Linked DNA regions of Mus musculus: region 1 is linked to region 2. Evidence: chromatin loops called from intact Hi-C (ENCODE). Cell type or tissue: heart. All regions are shown on one strand.

The links. Peaks named below come from ENCODE experiments on the same cell type or tissue, not always from the same donor. Only the 100,000 strongest peaks of a DNase experiment are listed, where the experiment ranks them.
Region 1: a loop joins it to region 2, with 2.6 times the contacts of the local background. A loop is called at or near these places in 2 of 42 quality-filtered maps.

The regions. Positions count from the first base shown.
Region 1 is chr2:181,666,138-181,674,137 of GRCm38, forward strand. Sox18 (SRY (sex determining region Y)-box 18) reads right to left here and starts at 5,503. Exons shown (of 2, transcript NM_009236.2): 1 at 5,045-5,503; 2 at 3,700-4,859. The coding sequence starts at 5,384. The coding sequence ends at 4,066. In heart, CTCF peaks have their summits at 1,397 (motif pointing left) and 4,396; DNase peaks (open chromatin) are centred at 4,244, 5,534 and 7,504; H3K4me3 peaks cover 1,920 bases; H3K27ac peaks cover 2,105 bases; H3K27me3 peaks cover 6,277 bases.
Region 2 is chr2:181,456,569-181,464,568 of GRCm38, forward strand. It overlaps a transcript of Zbtb46 not described here. Among named protein-coding and RNA genes, the nearest start is that of Abhd16b, 33 kb to the right of the region's middle. In heart, CTCF peaks have their summits at 2,534 and 4,014; DNase peaks (open chromatin) are centred at 2,913, 3,493, 3,903, 6,603 and 1 weaker place; H3K4me3 peaks cover 4,169 bases; H3K27ac peaks cover 4,066 bases.

The sequences.
Region 1 (8,000 bases), 210 kb after region 2:
AGAAGACCAGAGTTCAATTCCCAGAACCCACCCTGAGTGGCTGACAACTGCCTGTAATTTCAGCTCCAGGTGCATCTGATGCCTCTGGTCTCTGTGGGTACCTGCAATCATGTGCACACATTCCCTCACATGTTCACAAATTAAAAATAAATAAAAATATCTGGCTTTTAAAGTAATATTTTTAAAATTCTTTTATTAAATAAGACACTAAACATCTGTGATTAGATTTAATTTTTACATATTTTCTCCATTGGGTCTGGCCTTCACTTGCTGGGTAGCCACTGCCTTAAGAGTAGGGAGAATTCGGGGCTGGAGAGATGGCTCAGTGGTTAAGAGCACTGACTGCTCTTCCGAACATCCTGAGTTCAAATCCCAGCAACCACATGGTGGCTCACAACCATCCGTAATGAGATCTGATGCCCTCTTCATGTGCATGAAGACAGCTACAGTGTACTTAGATATAATAATAAATAAATGTTAAAAGAAAAAAAGAGTAGGGAGAATTCTGTTTAAAAAAATTTTGGGGGGGGGGGTGTTTGTTTTTTGTTGTCTTTTTTTTTTTTTTTTTTTTTTTTTTGAGACAGGGTTTCTCTGTATAGCCCTGGCTGTCCTGGAACTCACTTTGTAGACCAGGCTGGCCTCAAACTCAGAAATCCTCCTGCCTCTGCCTCCCGAGTGCTGAGATTAAAGACGTGCGCCACCACGCCCGGCTTCTAAAATAATTATTTTTTTTTGCTGGAGAATTGGCTTGGTGATTAGAGAGCACATTGCTCATACAGAGGACCTGAGTTTAGTTCCCAGCACCATGCATGCTGGATAGCTTACAACTGCCTGTAACTCTAGCTCCAAGGGGGATCTGATGCCTCTGGCGTCCATAGGTACCTGCCAACACATACATAAGTAACCTCCCAAAACTACAGCACACTGATGAATCTTTAAAGGAAGCACCCACATAGCAGCTTACAACCATCTGTAACGGCAATTCCAGGAGATCCAACACCCTTTTCTGGCCTCCAAAGGCACCAAGTGTGTAAGCAAAACACCCATGCACAAAAGTGTAAATAAATAATTTTAAAGGGTAAATCTTTAGATGGGGGGACTAGTGCGTATGAAATTTATGAAGGCCTTGAGTTTGAGCCCCAGGATCCATATAGCAAAAGGAGAGAACTGACTTACTATGTCTTTCTTCCGACCTCCACACATATGCCATGCATGCCTGCACACTTACACACTTACACACTTGCACACAAAATAAATAAATAAAATGGGGCTGGAAGGATGGCTCAGTGGTTAAGAGTTCTTGTTCTTGCAGGGGACTCAGGTACAGTTCCTAGTTCCCACATGATAATACTTTAATTCCAGTTTCGTGGAATCTGATGCCCTCTTCTGGCCTCCAGAGACACTATATGCATGTGGTACACAGACATACATGTAGGCAAAACACTCATACCCAGAAGATAAAATTAAACAAAATTTAAAATAAATTAAACATTTTTAAGTAGCTAAATTCCTAAGATAGAAACCTGCTTATTGTTTCTAGGGGCAGGGAAGTATCTGTGAGGGTGATGGAAAGGTTCTGAAATTCCATGATAATGGTTCCCAACTCTGAATATTCGCAAATCACTGAACTTTGCACTGGAGGTTTTGTGTAGGAGAGAGCAGAGTGCTTCTTAAGTGCTCTTCCTCCAAGTGTGAGAGCAGAAGGCAAGTGGGGCCCCGTTTTTGTTTTTGTTTTTTAACCAAATTCAAGTTGGAGGAACTCCTGGGCAGAGAAGAAGCTAGGAGGTGCTAGGTGATAAGGCTTTCTGGAGTGCGGCTGAGTTGGGAGCTGGGGAGGCTGAGACCTTAAGTGGACATGCCCACCCCTCTGCCTGCCCCACCTTGACCTTATTGGGGCAAGAATCTTTATGTGGTATACGACAGTTTCCTCAAAAATATTCAAAGTAATGATTGTATTTGCTGGGGAGACCCTTACCTGTTCTCAGCCCTGCTTCTCTGCTGGAAATTATTTAGCATATTACCCATGCCACTCCAGGGACAGACTAGACTGTTGAAGGGATGAAGGGATGAAAAGGGGTGGGGGACAGAAGTTCAGACCTTTTGGGAAAGAGGTAGATAGGATGAGGAATTAGGAGTGTGGCCTTATGCTATGGTTCTACCTGAAAGGGTGGGAGGGTTCATCCTTGGGGGATGGTGAGGAAGGTCTTCTCAGGCAAAAATAATAGGAACTCCCCCCCCCCCTACACACACAGGTACACAGAGCCTATTATCAATCCACTGTTGCCGTTAGTGGTGTGATCTCTCATGTCTTTCTGATGCTGCTGTGGGGTAGTCTCCACCCTTTGGAACTTGTAAATTTGATCTTGCTCCAAACTGGACCCTTACTAGCCTTTTTCCATGACAATTGGGAAAGGGGGCTTTTAGAGAGCACATTGATCTATCTTCTCTTCACAGAGAGAGTGGAACCACACCTACACTCTTTGGGGTTCCACTCTACTAACCAAGGGGAGAAGGGAATGTAAGTATAGAATAGTATAGAACCTAGAACTGAAGAAGTGCTCTGGACCCGAGAATGTTGCTTCAGTTGTCTCTGAGCTATCTGACGTATACTTCTTGGTATGTCCGTAAGTTGACAGAAAAATACCCCAGTCTAAATAGTTAAACACTTGGGGACAGTTCCCATGAATTCTGGTAGCAGGCCTGGTCAGACCCATCTTCTACCTCTGTTTGTAATTCATATTGGTCAGTGTAGAGATGATATCATCTTGCCTCAGAGGCTGAACACGCCTAAGAAATCCCCACTTCTTGTGTACCTCTTCCTAATTGTATTGGGAAGCTGGCTTCCTGTGCATGGACCCACATGAACATCTAGCCCTAGGTTTTGTTTTTTTTTGTTTTGTTTTTTTCAGGTAAGTCATACATGACCACCTTCATGGAAAGCCATATATTTGCAGCTTCATAGTTATGCTAGGTGTTTCACACTCCATGTGGGTGAATCTTTGGATCAGCCGCCATTGAAGACTATATGGAAATCCGGGGCAGGACAGACTCCTCCTTCAGAAGTGGGATTAAGGGGACTAGCTAGTCAGTGTTTGTATGTGTGTGCCGGGACTATTTCCAGGGTGATTTTGCCACCCCTTTCTAGATGCATGTTTGTCTAGTAAGGGACTTTGAAAAATAGATGGTCCGGAGAGAGGGCCTCAGTCCTCCTGGAAGGAGCCCAATCACTGCCTCTGTAATAAAGCTCAAGCTAGGGAACTTAAGGGGACTTTTATACATCTCTGACCTCTGTCTATAGAGAATAGGGCCCCGAGTTGCAGCTCTCCTCACATCACTATTTGAGGTATGTGATTCTTATGAGGTCTGAGCACTGCCTTGGTCACTAACCCTTTGCCTAAGTCAGGTCCCCTGGGGGAGCAGAGCAAGTGTGACATGGTGCTGCCCCTCTTAGCAACTATCTGCTGGGGTCTGGTAATGTATCTGTAATGTTCAGGTGTCAGCCCTGCAGTTCTCCCCAAATGAAAAATACTGTCCTGGGCAGTGCTTAGGTTTGCAGAGGAAAAGCTGCAACTCGGGCTGGGAGCTGATGATATCTGGGAGCCCCACTGGAAGGATGGAGGGCAGTGGTGTGGCTAAGGCAAAAGCAAAGTAAATTTCTGTGTTTACAGTCCTTATGCATGGATGCTAGTGATCACTGAAACCCTTTTAAAGAAAAAAGTTTAATTAAAAATTAAATATATTGTATTATATATGTATATATATATAAAGGCAAAGTAAAAAACACAGTCTCATTCTAGAAAATACATAGCAGAAAAGAATTAGATGATTCAAAAACAACCCTGGCAGAGGCAGCTAGCACGTCCAGGGCCTGAGGTTCCTAGGGAAGGCCCAAAGCACAGGAACCCCCAGAAGGAGGTGTGTAAATGAGGAGGCGACAGAAATGGCATCTTTAGGCCACCAGCTCTAAAGGCTGTTGCATACCCTAACATACATATGCGAAAGGAAGGGAGCAGGCAACTCTGCCACTTGGCCACATGCAGAAGCGGTGGAGGGCAAGGACAGTGTCTAGCCTGAGATGCAAGCACTGTAATAGACCGCGCTGCTAGCATCAGACAGCGCAGAAATGAGGCTGCTCTCTTCTGGACAGGACATGGCGCGCGGACCTAGTTTGGCCAGTGCCACGTGGTAGGGGAGTGTAGTGGCATCCGGTCGAGTCCGGCTGCAATTGAGATACTGGTCAAATTCGGTGAGGTCCACATCGGCCCAAAGGTCGGCGGTAGGCTCCAGTTGCTCTGTGCCCTCAAGAGACGGGGACTCAGGTGGTGGTGACAGAGGATTGGGAAACGGGCCCGGAGTGCCCAGGGTGCCATAGTAGAGACCTGCGAGTGGCGCGGCAGGCGGCGCTGTCCTGAGCGCTTCAGCCAGGGGCGCCCCGTAGCAGAAGCTCGGGTCCCGTGCCAGCTCAGGGGCATAGGGTGCCCGGAAAGCCCGCAGAGCGCAGTCCTCGGGCGCCAAAGGCGGTGGGAAGAAGGAGGCCTCGCCAGGCTCCAGGCCGTCCAGAGGCGAGCGCTCGGGCGTGGGTAGCCCCAAGCCATCGAACTCCGCACCCAGAGTGGGTAGCTCGCGGAAGGAGCGAGCTGACCCTGACGCTGCAGCGAAGGCCTCGGGCGGCGCAGACGGCTGCACGAGGCCCGGGAGCAAGAGGCCCGGCTCCAGCCTCCGGACCTTGCGCGCCTGTTTTTTGCGGCGAGGCCGGTACTTGTAGTTGGGATGGTCGCGCAAGTGCTGCACACGCAGCCGTTCGGCCTCTTCCACGAAGGGCCGCTTCTCCGCCGTGTTCAGCTCCTTCCACGCTTTGCCTGTAGGCGAAGGGAGCCTGTTAGTGGACCAGTGTCGGGCGCACGACTAGCCAAACCGTCGTGCGCCTTGGGCGCGCGGCGTGAAACATGGCATAGACCCCAGCGACCAGCCATAAAATCCCGAATCCCGACCCTCTCCCAAAGTCCCCTCCCTCGCCGCCCCTCTAAGCATTCGAGGCTCTCACCCAGCATCTTGCTCAGTACTGCGTTGTGCAGATCCGGATTTTGTTGCGCCAGTCGCTTGCGCTCGTCCTTCGCCCACACCATGAAGGCGTTCATGGGCCGCCGAATGCGCAACTCGTCGGCAGTTTGGCGCTCTCCGCGGCCAAAGCCATAGCGCCCTGATTCGGGGCTGCGCGGTGGGCTCCGCGGAAGGCTGGACGGGGAGGCGGGCGAGGTGGGCGAGACGTTGGTGACAGGGAGGCCGCGCGCCTCAGCAGCGGCCCCGATTCCAGGGGCCCATGCACAGTCGCGGCGGGAGGGCGGGTCGTCCTGTGCGCCGTAGCCGGGCGGCGATCTCTGCATTCCAGCTGGGCAAGGCCTGGGCGGAACGCGGCGCGGGAGCGCAGGAGACAGTGGCGGGCACTGCAAAGCCAAGTACGGAGGTCTGATGGACGTCGGGTGGAGACACTGGGGACGTGGTAGCTTCGTGCCAGGAAGGCATCCCAGATATAGAGACATCGGGCCAATCCGCAGCAGAGCTGGCGGACCGGGGCGGGGCTGCCCCCCTCCGCGGTGGCTCCCTTTTTTCTTCCCGGCAGGATCCAGCTGAGGCCTCCCCAGCGCAGAGCCCCCCATCTGCTCCCACTGTCTCAAAAGAAGAGACCCCCGTGTGGGAGAGGACTGCTGGTGTGGGCTAGGTCTCAGAAGGAGGGGTCCTCCAGGGTTTTCAGGTTTCAGAGCCGCGCTGGCACCCCATCCACAGAAACAGACCCCTGGGCAGTAATGATGGGAGAGGGCAGCGGCTTTAGATTGGATGAAGGAAGATTTAATTTAGCACCAAGTTCTAGGGAGGTTACTTTCATCGTGTACCTCGGGAAAAGGAATGGGATTTGGCGATGTTCTTGCCTCTTCTTGTGGGTTTACCCTCCCAGATGCTGAGCTCAGCTAGGTAGTTCCAACGCCTTTCCCTAATTTTGTCGTTGAGGCTGAAGAAACGATGTGTCTTTTCTCTCTCTCTCATAACCAAACTCTGGGACAAAGCAGAACTCTTGGCCCACAAGGAAAAGGTAAACTGGTGGACACAGGACATAGCCAGTCCCTGCTCCTCAGAATTTGTGTGTGGGCTGCTGTTTCCCTTCCCCGGGCCAGACAAGGAAAACACAAGGGCCTGAGCAGGTGAGGCAGAGGAAAACTGGGAGTTTTCCAAAGGAGCCCTCATTCATGTTCTCTTTTTATCTGTTCAGCCTCTTCACTAGGAAAGGATCTGGGCCCTGGAAACTGATGGCTTTCTCCTGAGAGCTGCCCCCTTTGCACTGCCAAGTGTAACTTCATAGAGGAAAACCCTTGGCAGCTGTTCGTGACAAGTCAGAAACTCCATCTACACGTACCCTGAGCACTCTGCGACCTTCCCTGTCATGTCAGGATAGCCCACCTTGAGCATTGAAAGAGAGAGCCTGTGTGGCTTCTGGGGCTGCTCACACATACAAGTCCTATGGAACCCTGCGCTGCTCCTGAGTGGTCCCTTTGTTTCTGAACACTCTTGCCATGGAGAGATCCCAGAATTCCCCAGAGCTCCTCAGACTAAAGGATGAGGAATGTCATCACTACCTGATATTTTGTCATGTAGATAGGGTAATAAAAGGCACATTAGAGGCCCTGCACCTGCTGCAGTGGCATGAATTCTGAGTAGTGTGGAAGCATTGGAACAACTCAGTAATTTCTCAGAAGGCAGGCAGTGATGTGGACACCAAGGTGAAATGCTTTCAGGACCTTGCCAGTGGCCAGGTCTAGGTAGGTAGGTAGGTAGGTAGTCTGAACAACTGGTACAGGAGGATGGTGAGTGAGGACATGAAGAGCTATGTGAAGATTTTCATCTTGAGAATGGACACAAAGAGCTAGAGGTAACGGCTGGAGCATGGGTCATTGGTACAGAGCTTGTCTGGCATGCAAAAGGTCCTATTTTCCTTCTTCAGTACCACAAACAAAGGGACCAGAGCTCGCTGATATAGCCTCAGTTCTATCACTTTTCATCAAAAATGACCTTTACTCCATAGCTGTGAGTACAGGCTGAGGTCCCCAGAGCCTGACTTAGCCAGGGAAGTAGCTATTTTGAGATGATGTTCACTGGGGCTCTAGAAAAGGAACTTCAGAGTCTTTTGCCATAGCCCTGAATATTGGGGTGGGCTTGGAGTTCTTGTGATAGCTCAGAATCAGCCTCCTGCTCCGAACAGAGTATCCAGCATTACCTCATTGTTCCCCTCCATGACACTCCTGCAGTCACCCCTCCTGGCATCAGCTAATGACCCTCCTCTTAGTCAATCAAGCTGTGGCTCAGATGTCAGGCTGTTATATCCTGTGAGCTAGCTGGGCAAGAGCCTGCTGAGTGCTCCCTTTTCTCTGTAGGGTCAGGCTAACCCTCACTGCCCACTGCTTGGCAACAGTGATGCTGGCAACTCCCACCCTCCTTCCAGATGGGACAACAATGGGGGAGGTGACTTCAGTCTGCCAGCAGGGTGGCCCTGACCCTAGAGCCCCAGGGCTGGAGAGATTCCCCAAGGCTGTACAGGGCTGCTGTGGGTGTGGCCAGCTATGTTAGCAGAGTGACATTCCATGTGAATGTCTGTGTCTGTGTGTGGTCTACATGTGTGTCTGTGTCAGGTTCCCAGGGTGTGGGGTGAGGTAGTTCCTAGTGCTAGAGGCTTGCTAAGTCCTTGGGAGTTAGACACGATGGACTCTCCTATAAAGGGATAGGAACTCAGGGGTTGAGGACTGGAAATCCTACTCAGGAAAAAACTGTCCTCAGCATTCAAGGAAGGGATGGATCCCTAAGGCTTCTTTGTTAGATGAGCAGCCCTAGCTTTGGCCAAAGTGAGGAAGGAAATTCTGCTGCTGGAACTCCACTTCAGTCTGCTTGCCTCTATTTGGCTCAGACGGACACTTACTCATGACAGGAGCTTGTCTATAGCCTCAGCCCCCAGA
Region 2 (8,000 bases):
TCAAATTCTTAACAATCCAATCTCACTCCAGAGAATTTAAATTAGCATATGTTTTCAAAGCAGAATAAAAGCCTTATTTTTTTTTTTTTCAAAATGAGAAAACAAAACAACAGGAAGCTCCTGAAACAGGTTGCCTAAGGCAGGTGCAAGGACTCTGGTGTTCAGATTAAACGGGAGACAATTGTTTCTAGAACTTTCTTCTTGCTAACAGCTAAGAGAATGCCTAAGCACAGAAAGTGACTTCTGTGAGAAATTAGCTCAAGTATTTTCCTGCCCTGTACACTAAATGAACCTCTTCAGATCTCAGAGGCTGGTCTAAGACCTCAAGGAGTACAGCACAGCAGCTGATCAGCGCCCCAGAAACCAGACCACAGGGACAGAGTGGCCCAATTTTCCTTAATTTGAAAACCTCCACACAAAGTCACAAAGTTCACTGTTACAACATAATTCAGTTCATCAGTGTTTGTAAATAAGACATCCTCAGCGGTGACAGACCTCTCGTCCTTCAGGCATTTTCTATGCATCTTTGAAGCACTTTCTCCATTTCTTGACATTTATGCCCTGGTTCCTCTGTGGGACCAAGGAGCATCACAAGTCACAGGGACATGAACTAGCCTGACCCTGGCATACTGGGTTGCAGGGAACTAAGTGTCACCAGTGGCCCTGGTAACAGAGACCAGTCAGAAAGAGATGAGGTTGGGTCTGGGCTCAGAATAACTGTACACTTACATAAAGCAACAGGACATGAATAGAAACTATCTTTCTTGTTTTGTTTTAGGGGTTTTGTTTTGTTTTCCAAGACAGAGTTTCCCTTTGTGGCTCCCGCTGTCCTGGAACTCATTCTGTATAGCAAGCTGGACTTGAACTCAGAGATTCTCTGCTTCTGCCTCCCAAGTGCTGGTATTAAAGGCATGCGCCACCAACACCAGCCTCATGAATAGAAATTATCTAACGAAAGCAAAAGTCTTACATTCAAGGTAGAGTCATGAGAATCTTAATTAAATGTTGTCCTCGGGCAGGCTTGAGGCAAGTCTGGATTTTGGATTTCTAGGCTCTCAAAGTGAGTTCTTTCTACTATTCTAAAGAGGAAACTGGCAATAACAGCCAACACCGTTCCCTTTCAGGAAAAAAAAAAATTACAAGGTTTCCAAAGAAAATGCTAAACTTCTATCTGCAATAATTTCAACCTAAGTGTCACTATCTTTTCTGCAATAATATGGAGATGTATCCTAAACTTTTCAGTTCAAAGTACCTAATATCATAAACTATACCAAAATGGAGGACTCCCAGGACAATAAACTTTACTTCATTATTCACGTGGAAAACCTATAAATTTCCTTTTGATGAACAAACTATTCTCTTGCTGAGTAGAAACACTGCCTTGCACTGGCAAGACTAGGACCAGCAAGAGCGGAATTCGCGAATCTGCACCCAAATGGGAAGTTAGTTAGCCTGGAGGAGGGATCCAATCCAGCGTTCCGCGAGGGAGGCAAGCACACGCGGGAGTGCACCATTCACAGGTGTCAGTGCCTAGGCGGTTCACTAAACATTTTCTAATTAGCATTTCTTTACATTCTGATAACAATCTTCGCACTGTGACCTCCACTAAATGCACGCTGAGATTGTAGCAAAGCGAGCCGGAGGAAATTCGCTAAGAATTTCAAACTTTCTTCTGTTTATATTTCTTTGGGTTAGAAATTATCTGTTTTTTGCCCCATTTAGCTTGCTCAGGGGCTCCCAGATCCAGTCCTATTGTGTATAGCTGGTTCCGCCTACTAATAGTGAAATCGCTAGCCATACCAAGAAATCCCTCAACTAGCTAGAACCCTCTCCATGGTGCAGAAAAATCCAGTTTTACCCTCGGGATTGAGTTGTCTGATACTGACTTTCGCTAACCTGTGAAACTGACAGGTCTATTTACTGGGAAACAAAGACGCGACTTGTAGCGGACCCGGTTCCCTTGCGCGCCCCGTGCGCTCCGAGCGCTGCGTCTTATCTGCGCTGCCCACTCCATCGCATTGGGAGGGCCCCGAACCCCAGTTCGGCCCATTATTAAAATGAAAATCTAAAACAACCGGCATCTAGCTTCTGGGGAGACAATGACCCCCAAGGCCCTGCAGGGCCCACCTCCTGCAGTTCTGACTCTTGGCAAACTCGGCGCGGGCGGGTCCGGGTGCGGCTCCGCTGAGCGGGCGGGGGACGCACAGGGCGGAGAGGGCGGGGGGCGCAGGGACGCCCCCGGGCTGCCTCCCGGGGCCAGGCGTTGACGCAGCAGAAATTACCAGCTGGAAAAATCCCCTTTCGGAGGTGACGAAGAAGGACCCCGGCGGCCGCAGAGGCTGCCGAAGGTGCCAAGGGGCCGGGAAGCCCCGCGCCGCGGCCGCCTCTACGCTCAACCCCGCAGGGACCTGCCGTGCCGCCCCGCCCACGCCACTCGGGCCGTGGCCCCGCGGGCCTGGGTCTCCGGCCGCGTTGTCCCCGGGCGCCATCGCCCCCAGGAGGGCGCCCCCGCCAGGCGGGACGGGGGGCCAGTGGCAGGGCGGGGGCGCGCCCGGGGCACAGTAACCAGGGCTGCAGCTGCCCAGCTCCCGCCCCGGACTCGGTTCCGGCTCCCGCCAGGGCTTCAGCCCCAGCCCCGGCGTGGTGCGCCAGCCTGGCCGCGCGGACAATGAGCCGGCGCAGCTTACCTGTGACCCCATGGGGCGCGGGCGCGGGCTGGCGCCGTGGCCGCGGACCGGTGATCGCGCGGCCACTGGCGAGAGCTGCGTCCGGGAGGGTCCGAGCTGCGCGCTCGCTCGGGTGGCTTGGTCCGCCCGCCAGTCCGTTCGTCCGTCCGTCAGGCCGGCGCGCGCCCCCGCGCTGCTCCAGCCCCGCGGCCCCCACGCGCCCCGCCCGCGGACCCTGACCCCGCCCCCGGCGCGCGCCCGGCCGCCGCTGATTGGTCCGCACTGCGCCCTGGCCTCGGCCACCGCCCCAGTCCCGCCCCCGCCCCCGCCTGCCGGCCCCGCCCCCCGCTCCGCCGGCTGGGCGCAGCGGGCTGGCCGGGGCCGAGTGGCCGCCGGAGCACCGGCGGCCCACCGCCCCCCTCCCGCGGGGCTGGACAGCGGAAGTGCGGGCTGGAGCTCGCTGGGCATTGTGGGAAACCCCCTCCCATGGGCTTGCGAGTGGCAAGGAATGGGGTCCGTGGGTCGACGCTCGCGCCCCACGAGAGTCTCACAACCAGAGACCACCTGATGGGAGAGGTGGGCTGGGCAAGTTCACCGCAGCAGGGTCGGGTAGGCGCACCCCGCGATGTCTGTGCACTGTCCCTGGGGACGCACGAGACTGGGTCACGACTGTGCCCGAGCCCCGCGGAACCGTCGCGGAAAGCGCGTCTCCCAAACTTAGCGACTTTCGGGCGCGCTGAGCGGAGAAAACGCGCTCTAGGGGCGCGGTGCCCAGAAAGGGCTGGTCAGTCTTCACCCCCGCCATCCGGGGACCTGGGCGCTCTCGCAGAGAGGCGAGCGTTGGGAAGCGGGCCACGTGGCGATGTCTGCAAGAGGGACTCATATTTGACCAACTAGGAGCATTGGCTGCCGCACGTCGGTCTTGTCATTCTTGTCATCCAACTGCCGGTGAGGGTGTGGGGCTCAGATAAGTGGTGCTCGCCACCCTGTCTTGGCCCGCAGCTCCTAGCCAGTGATGGCATCTCGATTTCGGTATAGCCACGGATAGGTCTCTTCACCCCGCCCCCAGTGGTGCAGTGAGGCCCGCAGGTCCTTCTTGCCTCCAGTGTCTTCGATCCGCTGAGGAGCAGAACCTGGAGCGGGCATTCCCGGCTGAACTGCGTAGGGGTTAAAGGCCACCACGGTACATCTCAAGCGCAGCAGCGGGAAGGGGGGTGAGCCTGTAGATGGCCAGGGACGTAGAGGAGTTGAACCGGGGTTGGGCCAACCAATCGTGAGGCGCCCTGGGCTATCCGCGGCCTGCCTCAAGGAGGGGCAGGCACAGCGGAATTCCTTGAGAGGTGGGAGGCTCCCGCCCTGGTGGAGGATTTCTCATGTTGTGTGAGGAGGCATTCACAGGCAGCAGTGGGAGGGCTGGCCAGAGGGGATTCTCCTTGAGTGAGCAAGGGCAAGCAGACATCTGCCAGCCAAAGATGAAACCTGGGATACTCCCTCACTGTTCATGGGTTCCAGGAGATGGCTGTGCACATGCCCTGCCCACTCCTCACCACCCATCTAGGCTGGCACTAGTGGCCAAGGTGCTCATAGCCTCAGATTTTCTGCTGAGGACCCTTTTGGCACATCTTATCTGAAGTGAACCCCCCACAACTTACTTCTGCCCACCTCTATGTTCTATCCTTGGAGAAGTATGGCTGGCATAGTTCTGCTGACACACTGCTCCTGACCTCCAGGAGGGTCGGGCTGTGTAAACCTCCCTTTGAGGGGACAAAGGGCACTGTCTGTAGATAGTATTTCCCACCATTTCCCTTCCTCAACTTGGTCTTGGATGCAGCCCATGAAGGAAGGGAGGCATGGGGAGACCTCTAAGGTCACTGTCCCTCAGAGAGAGCCCCAGTTTCTCCCAAGGTAACTAGGCACCCAAAGCATCCTTCAAGGAGGATCGTGTGAACGATATGCTGTGTCTGTTTCCCATGCAGAATTTGGGAGCAGTAGAAGAGTCTTGCCTGTGAACACAATGAGGCTCAGTCATCTCTAGGGAGCCCATATAAACCCCGTGTCTAACACTAACAAGCCCACTCCATATGCCAGAAGGGCTATTCATAGGAAGTCATGGTGAGCTCAGAAATGAGCCAGGACAGAGCAGATATCCCTTTCTCTAACACACACAAGCACAAACACACACACACACACACACACACACACTTGCACCTCCACCCCAGCAGTAGTACCAGTGACTGGACCAAGTTCCTTTCCTGTCTTCTCTGCTTCAAAAGCCAACAGCAGGTCACAAGGCTTAGACATAAAGACAATATAGCTTGTAGAAAGGCTCAAGAACAATCCCCTGGAGATGAGACAAAGACTCCTTATCTCCATACTATCACTGTTCTTCACGCTAATAAACCCCATGATTGTTTAAAAAACAAAACAGCAGTAGCTACAACCTCTTGGCAGACCTGAGGGTTCATGACTGAGCTGGCCCAGGCACCTTGATGTGTTTGCTTTGTTGGTTATATAACCAGAATGGCTCAGGAACTCACAACCCACAGTTCCTCACACCAAGTGACCTGCCCTAGAGATGGCTCTCAAGGATAGACAGATAGATTGGTTTCAGCTGTACTCTGACCATGACATTCAGCATCTACTGCAGGGGTTGGTCAAGGTGCCATGAAGATGGGCATGATCCTTGCTATCAACAGTGAGTAGTAGACAAGACATGTGAAGAGACAGGTGGTCAGGGCCCTGCAGCCACCAAGGGTCCATGCCATCCATTGGAGTCATTCCATAGTCACCCCCCATGGGCTGGAGAGACAGTTTAGTGTTTTATAAAAGTGTTCACACCTTTAATTCCAGCACTCAGAAGACAGAGGTAAGTAGATCTCCATGAGTTTGAGGCCAGCCTGGTCTAGAGCTAGTTCCAGGACAGCCAAGGCTATGCAAAGAAACCTTGTCTCAAAAACCAACAACAACAACAACAAAAGATAGTTCGCTTGCTGCTCTTGCAGAGGACCTAAGTTTGGTTCTCAACATCCACGATGGGTAGCTTACAACTGCCTGTAACTCTAGCTTCAGAGGACCTAACCCCCTCATCTAGCCTAAGTGGGCAGCCAGCTGTACATATGCATGCACATACACAGTTTTTCTAAAGAAAGTCAAGCCGGGTGGGGTAGCATATATTCTTAATCCCAGCACTTGGGAAGCAGAAGCAGGTGGATCTCGGAATTTAAAGGCAACCTGGTCTACAGAAGGAGATCCAGACCAGCCAGGGTCATCTAGTAAAACCCTATCTTGAAAAATAGTAACAACAACAAAAAAGTCACCCCCCCCCCCCAGTTACCTGTATGAGGAGATCCTAAGGGAATTAGCAACAGGCCAGAGATGCTAGGGGCCAGGAAAAAGGGTGCAGAAGTTGATCAGGCTATGAATGTGCTTTCAGATTAGAAGGCTCCTCAGAATATGCTCCCTTCTATCCTAGGTCCCTGGGACACCACCGTGATAGCCACTAAGAGTGCCATGTGGCTGGCCAAGCCCACTGTCCTCTGCAAACCTTAGGGACCTCCATGCCACTTGCTTTCATGGCAACCTGCCCTCCAACAACACACCCTGTGGCTTTCAAGGGGTAAAGGAGAAGGAAGGGGTCCAACCTCAGGCTAATAACTGTGAAACAATAGAGAAATCAGGGACTTACTTGCATTTAGCCTCAAGGTCTGCTTTGTAAGGAGTAGCTTGGGAGGAGCTTTGGAAAAGAAAATTCCAGAACAGCAAATATCTTTACATATCTATCTAATAGAGGGGGCACCCACCTACCCTGTCATTGCTAGGCACCTTCTCCCAAGACAGCATTTCCTCATCCACCCCCAGCTGGCTTTTCTGTGGCTGTCTTTGTCTCAGTCACTGGTCAGAGAGGCTGTCTGTTTATCCTTCAGCCAGTGGTGTTGCTCAGTCGTCCCCATGGCAACAGCCCGGGGAGTCCTGCCCTCTCCCAGAAACCACCCAGAACCTGTCCCAGCCCTCTCCAGGACTCTGCTGGAAGTCCCTATCTAGAGAGGCCAAGAGCTGAAGGGAAGAAAGGCTACTGCTGTAGGCTGAGGATATCGGGGCTGCTGGGGAACCTCCCACCACACATCATTCTGATCCCACAGTGGAGCTGAAGCCTGCCTGAGTCTGCAGCAAAGACCGATCCATGGCCATAGGAGGGGCTTCCTGGGCATCGCTTGGCCAGGTCTAGAGCCATCTGGACCTGCCCTCCTGCAAGACTGTCCTCCAGAGCTGCTCCAGGGCCAGGGGCTACAAGCCAACCCTGGCTGCCCCACCCCAACTGTCCTCCAGGCTTGTGCCCCTGCCAAGCCCCAACTGCCACTCCAGCTGCTATTGCCAACTGTCGCCCCTTCTCTATTCCAAGTGCTCCCTCACCCCCAACCGTTCTTCCAAAGTGCTATAGCCAACTGGCAGCCCCTTGCTCTCTAAGCCTTGCCTCCCACCTACCAGCTACAGAGCCAGAGCTTAGCATTCCAGAGTTCCTTGCATCTCCAACCACACTGGAAGGAGTGAAGCCACACCTGCTGTGTGCCTGGCTAAGCGTGGGCTGGGGGAAGGAGAGGTACTGAGTTCAAGACCAAGAGAATAGGTTAGGGGTCAGGCCTCAGCAGACCAAAGAGAAGAAACAGGGAAAGAACAGAGCAGAAGCAGAGGGTAGATCAGTCAGACCTTTGGGCTAGACCTAGCGCAGGGCAGGAAGCAGCCACAGTGAAGCAGTCAGAAACAAGTAGGTACTTTGGGTGAAGGCAAACTTCACTAGACTGTGGTGTGAAGCTGGACCCTGTCATAGTCCCTTCCTCTGAAAGTTTCTTAAGCAGCTTTCCCCAACCACCAGCCCTGGGAAGGTTCTGGCAGAAGTTAGGAACTCACCTGCTTCCACCCTACCCTCAGGTGTCCACCAACCTTCCACAGTCTAAGCAAAACCCTGTTCTTCCATCTCAGCTGGGCACACTTGTACTGTATTGAACTGTCTCTTAAGGTAGATTTTCCACACAACTTGCCATTTCTCTAGGTCACTGCTATGGTCTTCTTTTCCCTTCTTTCTTCCCAAACACCCTCTCTACCTTTACCCAGTAGTCTGTGACATTTCACTTCTATAAAGGGATATTTGCCTTAACCAACCACACTCAGAAGCCCTAGTAGTCAGTCTTTCCCTGAACTTGACAGGCCTTGGCTGTCCCAGGGACACAGAGGTACCTGGGGTCTTCACCAGGCTTTGGGGAGGGATACATTGTTGCCCTCATCAATGCAGTCTAGGGCTGTAATTCCATCTTAGTAGCTCCAAACAGGCAATAGGGG